Regions from separate parts of the Homo sapiens genome. Here region 1 is linked to region 2. Evidence: chromatin loops called from intact Hi-C (ENCODE). Cell type or tissue: natural killer cell. All regions are shown on one strand. Region 1 has its middle 48 kb from the start of BCL11B. Region 2 overlaps SETD3 (SET domain containing 3, actin N3(tau)-histidine methyltransferase).

Region 1 (5,000 bases), 95 kb after region 2:
AGGACACGACTCACAGAGGCCGGCATCCAGCACCGTCCACAGGGACAGGGCCTGGGTCGGAGATGCAGCAGGCAGGAGCTTGGAGGGGCACCAGCACTGCATAAGACCCCGGAAGAAGAGGTCAGGAGCCAAGGGCCAGGTGCACGTCAGGGGGCGGGGAGGGCTGGGGACACCGGCTGGACAGAGCCAGGGGCTGGCCTTGTCTCAGGCCACCCAGCCTCTTCCCAGACCTTCTTCCAAACCCTCTCTTCTCCCCCAGGGAACTGGAGGCAGGGAACAGGGCTGACTGGGAGGGAGAACTGCGGTGGGGAGGGGGAGTCCCCTTCACAGAGTCCCCAGGAATCTCCCCTGCAGGATCCAAACTTCTTGGAGTAAGAAGATGCTTCCTGGAGCCTTGGAAGGAAGAGAGAACCATGGAGTCCTGGGGTCACTGCCGAGCCCAAAGTTTGATCTTCAGGCAAATGCCAGGGCGGGAGGAGAGAGCGAAACACGTGGAAGATCAGCGTCCTCCATGTTGCCGGGAGATGCAGCTTGGGAGACAGAGGCTCCCCCACGCAGCCTGGCCGTCCCCCCTCTCCTTCTGGTTTCCTCCGGTGCCTTCTATGGTCAGTGATGGGGGCTTTGCAGCCTGGCTCTGGGTGGCTTTGGTGAGGGGCATTGGGGTCTCGTCAGCCTCTGCCTTCAGGGGGTCGTGGCAAGCAGGCAGAGACAGAAACAGGAGGTGATAGGGGATGATGTGGCCAGAGAGGGAGGCATTGACTCTGCCTGGGAGATCAAGGAGAGCTTCCAGGAGGAGGTGGCAGTTGAAATAAAGTGCAATTAGGTCAGAGTAGAAGAGGCGACAGAGGTGTGTTTTCCTCTATGTATTTGGAATGAAATTGAAGCTCAGAAATGTTAGATGGGTTTTGCCCAAGATCTTACAGTTAGTAACAGACAGGTGAGGACAGGATGTGAGCCCAGGCCATCAGCCTGCAGTCAGGTTCTCTGTCCAGGAGCACAGAGCCACTTTGATTCCTGAAGAGGCTTCAGTAACCAGGCCAGGGTGACCAAAGTGTTTGCTGGGGAAGGAGTGTGATTTGCTCATCCTGGGGCCTGAACTGGGGAGGGTGTCTTGGCACAGAGAGGAAGGGAATGTCCTTGCTCTCAAGGGCTGGACCAGAGAGTGGGGAAGACAGAGAATGGGGCTGCAGACACATCCTGCAACAGGGCCTGAAACCTCTCAGACTCTTCTCCCCCAGGGCTCTTGGTGTGCCTGTGGGTGAGGGGTGTGTGTGTGCATGAGTGTGAGTACGTGTGTGTATGACAGTACATGTGTGAGCGTGCGTGTGTTAGTGTGAGTACATGTGCATGGGTGTGTGGGAGTGTTAGTACATGTATAAGTATGCTTGAATTGTGAGTATGGGTGTGTGTGAGCGCATGTGTATAGGTGTGTGTGGGTGTGTGTGTGCATGGGTGCGTGGGTGTCTGGGTGTGAGTGCATGTGTGTGGGTGCGAGTGTGAGTGCATGTGCGTGGGTGTGAATGCATGTGCGTGAGTGTGAATGCATGTGCGTGGGTGCATGGCTGTGAGTGTGCATGCACGTGTGCATGTGTGTCCACCCTTAATAAACCTTGGGTGAGCGAACAATGCGTGAAGGCCGGTCCTGCCGAGCACGGTCGGTAGTGCCTGGGTTGTGTTTGGGCGAGGACCCGAGCCTGCGGGTGCTGCACAGGAGCCAGCCGTGTGCCCAGGAACCTGCTGATCACTGAGGGTGGGTGAGGACGGCATGGGCACATGTGTGATTTGGTGGCAGTGCCACGTGGTTGTGACATCCACACCCACGCTGGCTGAGAAGAGCAATGGAGCGCCTGAGGAGGTGGCCCGGGACCTTGGCATCACCGCAGAGCGTCCTGGGAAACAGGGGAGGCCTCCTCTGGGCTGGCTGGGGGCTCGGAGCCCTGCACTTTGAACATGAGCGGGACCATGACCTCCTGTTGAACCCCAGCTGGGCGGAGCAGGTGCAGCAGCCCTGTGGGGAAGGTGTGCCTGGGTGGGGTGCCCGGGTCCTTGGAAGGAGCTGCCCATTGGCCATCTGGCGTGTCTGGTCAGCGCAAGCTCACCCTCCCCACTGAACCCCCTCCTGGGGCTCTGATAGCGTGAGGGGTCAGGGCCCTGACTGTTGAAGGCTGTCAGGGGAGGAAGTAGATGCAGAGGCCACACGGGTGGGTGGAGGTGCGAACTCGGCCTACGCTTAGCGCCGGGGCGTTTTCTCACCTGTGGTCGGTCAGTCAGGCAGCTGCCCAAGCGCTGACTCCCACGGGCCACCTCTCCTCGGCCTCCCAGCCCCAAGGCCTGCGGAGGGGGTGCGCCTTCTCCCCACCCCCGCCCCGCCCCGCCCCCAATCACTCCCTGTGTGCAGGGCTCCGCAGGCAACGCCGCGCAGCTGCCCCTGGCTCTCCGACACTGGCATCCCTGTGTCCCAAGAAGCCTCCTGACTTCCTTGGGAGTGATACTTCCTAACCCATCTGCCACCTCAGTCCATTCAACTCAGCCGATGGGGCGAGTCCACCCTGTGCCCCTCCCAGAAGTCTCCACTCCCACCCTGGTGCCCGGGCGCTGCCCGCCACTCGGCGCACAGCGACCCTGGTGCAACGTGGAGCGGGGCAGGAGGACCAGGGTTCAGCAGCTAGCGTGGCGCCCCCTGGTGGCGAGAGCAGGAAGAGTTTGCAGTGCCCTCGGCCACACCCACATTGAGCTAGGTGCTTTCTGCATGGGTTTTAAAATGGGCAGGGAGGGGAATTTCCCTGAATACCAGTGCTGTGGGTTCACTGAGACTCCACGTTGTCACGCCATGCTGCAGGGAACCCTTAAAATTTGGGTTTCCACAAGATGCAATTCATCTGTATGTTTTGACCTTTTATTTAAAAATCACAAGTCAAACATTATTAAGTAAAGTAGAATAACTGTATTCATTTGCTAAGAAAACACTTCCCAGGACTTCCCTCCTATGCCAGGCTTTGTCTAGACGCTAGCAGGGAAAATACGGCAGCGTCTGTGCCCTCGGAGGCCCACAGCCCGCGTGGGGAGACGGATATTCCCAGCCATTCGATCCTCAGTGTAAGACAGGGGTAAGGGGTATTATGATTCCCATAGGACCTTATTTTTTTAGGTGGGGTCTCACTCTGTCACCCAGGCTGGAGTGCAGTGGTGAGATCTCAGCTCACTGCAACCTCTGCCTCCTGGGTTCAAGCGATTCTCCTGCCTCAGCCTCCTGAGTAGCTGGGATTACAGGCACCCGCCACCACGCCTGGCTAATTTTTGTATTTTTAGTAGAGACGGGGTTTCACCATGTTGGTCAGGCTGGTCTCAAACTCCTGAACTAGTGATCCGCCCACTTCGGCCTCCCAAAGTGATGGGATTACAAGCGTGACCCACCATGCCCGGTCTATGATTTTATAGATGAGGAAACTGAGGTTTGGAGACATGCAGAGCCACCTCATCATGGTGGTTCTACCAGTTCGGATCCTGCCTTGAACAAAATCCCACACAAGAAGGGAGTATAACACAGGGACTTTTTGCAGAGGTGGGAGCGGGTTTAAAGCTGGCCTCACCCAGGGGCCAGCTGCAGTGGGAAGCTGTGAGACCCTCAGCCTGAAGGCACGGAGAGTCCAGGGAGACCCGGAGGGGGCCCGACACAGGCTGGAGTCACAGGACAAGGCCATTGTGAGGATCTTGGTGCTGAGCCAAGGAGGGAGCAGGGGAGAAATACCCAGACCTCTCTCTCTGCCCATCTCCAGTCTGGGCTTCCCATCTCTGGGCCTGACAGGAGCCAGAGGGCTGAGTCCCCCAGGTGGTATAGGCCGTGAGTGAGGTCTGCCCCTGGGCCTTAGGCAGGACAGAGAAGGGCAGAGAATGAACCATGGGACGAGGAGGTCGTGGCACACAGAGAATCCCCTCAGGTGGCTTTGGGCCCTGGCTGCCAGTTCCAGGGTGCCAAGAGAAGCCTCACTCCGTATCTGCGACATTCTCACATATTTCAGGAAGACCCTGGGGAGAGGCAGCCAGGCCTGCGGGGCTCCAGGGTGAGCACAAAGACGGGGTGTGCTTGGCCCTTGGCTGGGAGTGGCCTGTGGGAAGCCAGGTCTTGGCCTTGTCAAGAATGCGGTGATGGATTTCAGAGCACAGCAGGGGCAGGAAGCCATAGGTCGAATGAGCCCCTGGAGGTCAGGGGCCCACCAGATGCATTCTCACCGTGCCCCCAAGAGACACATCCTACAGGCCCACTGCAAGGAGCGCAATGAATGATCACAGTAGCCACCATTTAGCGCACACCTACTGTGTGCCATGGCTGTTTGGGCTGCAGTTGAGTTATTCACAGAGGTGCACAGAGCACTGTCCCATGGCATGTGAAACCTTGTGGTGCAGTGACATTTTAAGCTACAAGGAATAACCCCTGACAGCCTGCATTGCCTTGGACTGTCACCTGCCCGGGAGGTGACAGCTTCTCTCCCGCACCTGGACAGAGGCTGCCTTGGCCTAGAAGAGAACACACTTTGCAGGAAACATCCAGGGTCCTGTCACTCAGCAGCTGCCAGCTCAGGACCTCCTGGCCAGGAACCCAGCTTCCCTGCCTCTCCATCCCTGGCTCAGTTCCCATTGTGTGGCCAGCACAGCTGTCGTTTCAGGGGCCACTGGTGGACTCTGGATGATCATTTACAGATTGGGAGGGCGTGATAAGGCTCTCATGCCCTGTATGGGTTATTAAGAAATGGCACCACAGGGGCCAGGTTTCCATGCCAGCTCCCCCTCACTGTCTCTTTCTGCCTATCTTTTATTGTCCACTCTTATCTTTCCCCCTCCCCATGCCCCACCCTTGTGCAGGTCCCTAAGACCATAACCTTCTTCAAACTGCTGCTGGCTTTTCCTGACCCTCTGCCCCAGGCCCGGAAGGTAACTTTATCAGCAGGGCTAGTGAGGGCTTGGCTGGGGCCCCAACCCTGTATGGCCAGAGAGGGGGAAAT
Region 2 (5,000 bases):
ACTTGTTTTTCTTTAAGTAAAAATCAGTCTGGGTAGAGAAGAATATTCTTTAGAAAAGTAAATATCTGATTTTGGGAAATGTTTGTGTCTTAGAGGCCATTTGTGTGTTCTAATATATTTTTTTCTTCAGAGCATTTTGATTCTTTAGGTTAAATATGGCCTTTTGAGAATTGTTTTAGGAAACACCTCTCCATGTATTTATGGAAATACTTTTATTTTAAAAATGCTTATTGTTAAATGTTTGAAAAACATGAAAAACAAAAAAACCTTAACGCAAATGTATTTTGTTCCTGTGCAGAGCTGTTAATGTTTCAAAGCTGTTTCACGTACTAGATGTTTCTGAATTAGGGATTCACATAATAATGAATTCTGCTTATTTTGGTTCTCCACAAAGGTTTGTTGTATGAGCTTAAAATAAGCCTGCAGCTGATTTGTGTAACACATATTAACTGTTTGTTTAGTTTAAGTGCATGTCTGTATCTCTCATTTCTGATCACCCTGGAACATTTGCATGCTGCACAGCAGCCATCTTCTTTTATACTTTATTAAATATCTGTCAATTATAAATATCAAGGTTTTACATTAATGTCAAGATAGTACATCAAAAATTCATGGAATATGTGACTTTTTCCAAGGGTATTTAATACTTAATGCATCTGTGTCATTTTTCTTTCCAGAGATATCGACAGGTTTTATTAAGTGTTTGTTAGGGAGATTTCATTTTTATCAAGGGACTATAAAGAGAAGCTGCATGCTAAATCAATTTTTTAAAGCCGGAATATTGTTCATTTTTTCATCTTCAAACACTTATAATCCATAGGTTTTATTTAAATTTCTTCTTGGTTTATTTTTGTTTTATGTGAGTGATAGTTCAAGACGGAACTTTAATAAGGATCAAATATGCTGACTGTAGTGGTTTTTAATTTCCTTAAGCATAGCTACCAGACCCATGCAATATGGTAAATTCTTCAAAATGTCATACTTACATATTTAGCAATATTGCTCTTTTTTATTGAAGCCGAACAAACAATTTTAGATATTAATCTTTCCCAAACGTAGTGATTATTTTGTACTCGGTACAATATTACTGTGTCTCAACATGGAATGCCTCCTTTTGCTGGAAGAGGGAAGGGGAAGAGTGCGTCCCTGGGTTGCCTGGCTCTGTAGTGCTTCAGGTCTGATTATGAGCCACGGCAATGGTTCATTTCTCCATCTTCATATATTTATTGTGCTCAAGAAAGTAAAAATATTAATCACTTAAAAAATCTGGAGAAAATCCGTGGCTAGTTTCTCCGCCTGTATTTACTGGGAGGTGTGGGCTGAGGGGAGGTAGCGCTTCAGGAGACCCCATTGCCGCTGCTGCTGGGCCCCCCATGCCTGAGAGGCCCTCTCACTGTCGTCTTTCTGACAGTGGCAGGCAGAAGCTTCTCAGGGACCCTCCTCACCCATCCCATGTGTGTCTGTGTCTTGGAATCTACAGTTACAATTGGTTTGGAAGCTAAAACCAATTGGCTGCAGAGAGTACGTTTTCTGTTTTAATTGTATATTTTTATTTTAAAAGTGCAAGCTAGGAATGTCTTCTAGTGAAAAGGCTATTGTAATCAACAAAACCTTTATAAGCACCACTTTGCTTCATTAAGTGAGGAACGCTCAGTTATCTTTTGTATAACGTATGAGCTTAAAGATTTTCATCTAAGGATATTTTAGGAACTTTCCAGTAACTTCAGATTAATAATTTTTGGAAGATGTGTTTTAACTTGGTCTTCAACAGGGAAAAAAGGTTTTTTTTTGTTTGTTTTTAATACATTGAGCTTAAATGAAAATTGTTTGGCATAGACATTTGTCTTATCCTTGTTCAATTCTTCAGAATAAGTAAAACCATTTATTTTCAAAATTAAATATTTTTTAATTATGAATATTTTTGATATTTGAATGTCTCAAGATTCTTATAAAACTATTATATAATAGTTTTTAGAGACAGCAGAGATTTTTCTTTTTAGAAACCAAATCTTAGTTGGGTAAAGCTGAAGTAGTAGCTGTTTTTGATAAGCCCAGTTTTTGGTTTACAGTAAGTTGCTTTAAAGGCCTTGCCCTGGGAAATATCAAGAACTCTGCGACTGTAATCTACTCTCCCAAGTTGCCAGAAGGTGGCAGTAGTGTCACAGTAATGAGAGCTCTGTGGAGAGAGTTATTTCCTTTCTCCGTTAGTGTCACATTTTGCTTTAGTGTCACTGTTAAGTGCATGTGTCAGTGGCAGAATCTTTTTTTTAACCAGATTTATGTACAGTGTGTACACCCTATTTCTTAAGAAGATAAGAACTATTTCTAACAGATTCTGCAAATATTATGTAACCATGCAGCCAAAATGATCTTCAAAATCTGAAGAATGCAGTGACACATTTTTTTCTTGAGTGTTTTTTTTTTCCCTAAATGATTTCATCAGGACTGTGAGCATGGACTTATATGTTGGGTAAGAAATGTGTATGAATAGCAGGAAGAGAAACATTTTGAAGAGTTAATTTTCCATCTCTTGATGGAGATCACCCATGTTTGGATAGTTGTGTAGGGTCCAAGGCTACTTAAAGAAATTTGAGAGTTAGAAGACTCTTGAAGTTATTTTTAGATTTAGCATTTTGAGATTTAGCATTCCAGTTTTGAATATTGTCATCTTTTCTGCCATTTAATAAGTCAGACTTCTTAGTGGGGGCTCCAAATTTTTAGACTTAGAGATTTAGCATTGGAACTTACTAACTTTCTACAGTTTAATTCTACAGTTTAAATGAATTAAAATACGTAAAAATAACAAAAACAACACTTTCCCACTTCCTAGAGTATGAAAACAGGCAGGATGTGCAAAGTTCCCAGTTGATCGGGTAATGCGAAGTTTCATTTTATTGCAAGTGAAGGAACTTTAGCAAAACTAACACTTAATTGGCAGCCTTTTGTAATACATAATTTGCCTAAAATTGCGCACTGAGCACAAGCTTTTGTTTTCTAATTGATTTACGGTTTTAGCTACTTTTACCTCATCCCCTACTGTCCTGCGTAGGGTGCCAGCGAGTACATTACAGTGAGCGATGATAAATTACAGTGCACTTGTGATGCCAATGCGTCACGAGTGAAAACTGCAGGCTACATGGAGCTTCCTGCATTAAAAGTGGTGCGGAGACCCGGCTTCAGCAGGATTTCATTTGTATCTCAGAAATAACCATTTGTTCATTTGATCACTTACTACAATCTATCAGACTGTAATTGAAACTGAAGATCCAAATTGTACTATTACAGCTTTTAATTTCTTAATTGAGACAAAGTTTTTAAGTGCTTGAAAGGCCTAAAGTGGAGGACGTGGTGAAGAGAGAATATGAAATCTATATAATTTTCTCATAAAAGTGAAGTTTTAGTATTTTTACCAAATGTTCTTTTGTCCAGGAAAGAAGTAAAATTTAAATATGCTGATCTGTTTTGTCGTTATCCTATGTGTTTGTGAAGTTATTTTATAGTCTCATAGACCTGCACTTCTCCTGATTTTCCGTGCTTGATCCGCATTTGCCGTGTATATGATTCATGTGCGAACAAGTTGATTCCCATGAAATGACTTAAGTCGGAGAGAAATGAAAGAGCTTTCAACCGATTAGAGTGCCTTTAATTTTTCCTTTTGTTGACATGGGATTTGAACCCTCTCAGAAGGCCTGTGCGGTACATCATGGCATGAGGTGCAGAGCGGGGCCAGGATGGACCTGGCTTGGGCGGCTCTGCGTTTCTGCTTAGATCCAGTGCTCATCGCGTAGGCGTGCCTGCCTTTTGTAAAGTCGGTCCACCTTAAATTGTGTTTTGCGCGTTGTCTGTGGGTGCTAGTATCGAAATATGAAGAAGCAGATTTATGGCGGCTGCTGGGCACAACAAATTAAGTTGACAGTGATGTATGAGAGCATAACAGCGCGATGATCCCTCTGTAGCGCGGCTGGACGCCGCCTGCTTCATTTGGCTCTTGTTAGGATCTGTTAGGCAGCTAAATAATGAAATTCTGCTGACTGATTTCTGTTTTCCCTTTTTCTCTTTTCACCTCTGCTTTCTAAAACTTCTAATTCCCAGACCCATCCTCATGCCAACAAACTACCCTTGAAGGATTCTTTCACTTACGAGGACTACAGGTTGGTGTGGGCTGTGAGTGTGTCTGTGTATTGAGGGTGGTTTCTAAGTGAAGTGGGATCCTGGAAGGGAGGGAAGGGCTTCAGTGAGAAGTGACCTGCTGTGACCGTTAAAGCATCCAAACAGAGCTCATCTTTCAGAAGTTATCAGGAGCAGCTTGGATAAGTATCAGCATTTTCATAGCCATGTAGAAATTGCCATTAACCTGTCATGGCAGGGGATTAGCTGAGGTAGCCAAATGCTACTTGAGATTAACATTAGTGTTGGGTGGTCCTATGGATTTTTCTTTTCTTATTTAAAAAAGACTATGTTAGTGTAAAATGGGGACTTTTTTTGAACGGAGAGATTTAATTCACTGCACAGTGTAATAAAAAAGTCACATTTTACATTTCTTACAATTCACAGAGGATTTCTGATCAGAAAGGAGTTTTATGGTTTGCTTTTCAATGAGGCTTAAAATAGGTGCAGAGTCAGCATTTGGGCAAAAGAGGGTTGGGTTGGGGGGTGTCGGGGAGTGGATTTTGTGAGTCACGAAGATCCGGGAAGGGGCCTGAGCCCTGCGCAAAGCCGTCCTTCTGGCTCTGCTTCTTGGGAACAGTCTGCCTTAAACACTCACTCCTGCATTTCCCCTGGCTCTTTCAAACCCTGGGTTTGTTTTTAAATGATGATGAAGGCCAAACATTACCTTTGTTACTTAGGAAAAGACTTTGTACGTTTGTAAGAGATCAAACCTAAATTTTTGGTTATGTTATTTCTTACTGCAATTGGCTTTTAAATGTTCCAACCTTAAGTCACCATTTATCTTGTTATAGGTGGGCAGTCTCTTCTGTTATGACGAGGCAAAACCAAAT

The links. Peaks named below come from ENCODE experiments on the same cell type or tissue, not always from the same donor. Only the 100,000 strongest peaks of a DNase experiment are listed, where the experiment ranks them.
Region 1: it touches region 2 in a loop (10-fold over the local background); 37 of 110 quality-filtered maps call a loop at or near these places.

What each region holds. Positions count from the first base shown.
Region 1 is chr14:99,317,913-99,322,912 of GRCh38, reverse strand. No RefSeq gene overlaps it. Among named protein-coding and RNA genes, the nearest start is that of BCL11B, 48 kb to the right of the region's middle. RefSeq lists enhancers at 1-337, 1,400-2,027, 2,028-2,656, 3,952-4,678. In natural killer cell, CTCF peaks have their summits at 2,461 and 2,677 (motif pointing left); DNase peaks (open chromatin) are centred at 2,182 and 2,702; H3K4me3 peaks cover 791 bases; H3K27ac peaks cover 2,005 bases.
Region 2 is chr14:99,413,027-99,418,026 of GRCh38, reverse strand. It overlaps SETD3 (SET domain containing 3, actin N3(tau)-histidine methyltransferase), which reads left to right. Exons shown (of 13, transcript NM_032233.3): 7 at 4,093-4,151; 8 at 4,962-5,000. Among named protein-coding and RNA genes, the nearest start is that of SETD3, 65 kb to the left of the region's middle. RefSeq lists an enhancer at 3,988-4,653. In natural killer cell, CTCF peaks have their summits at 1,943 and 2,142 (motif pointing right); a DNase peak (open chromatin) is centred at 2,156.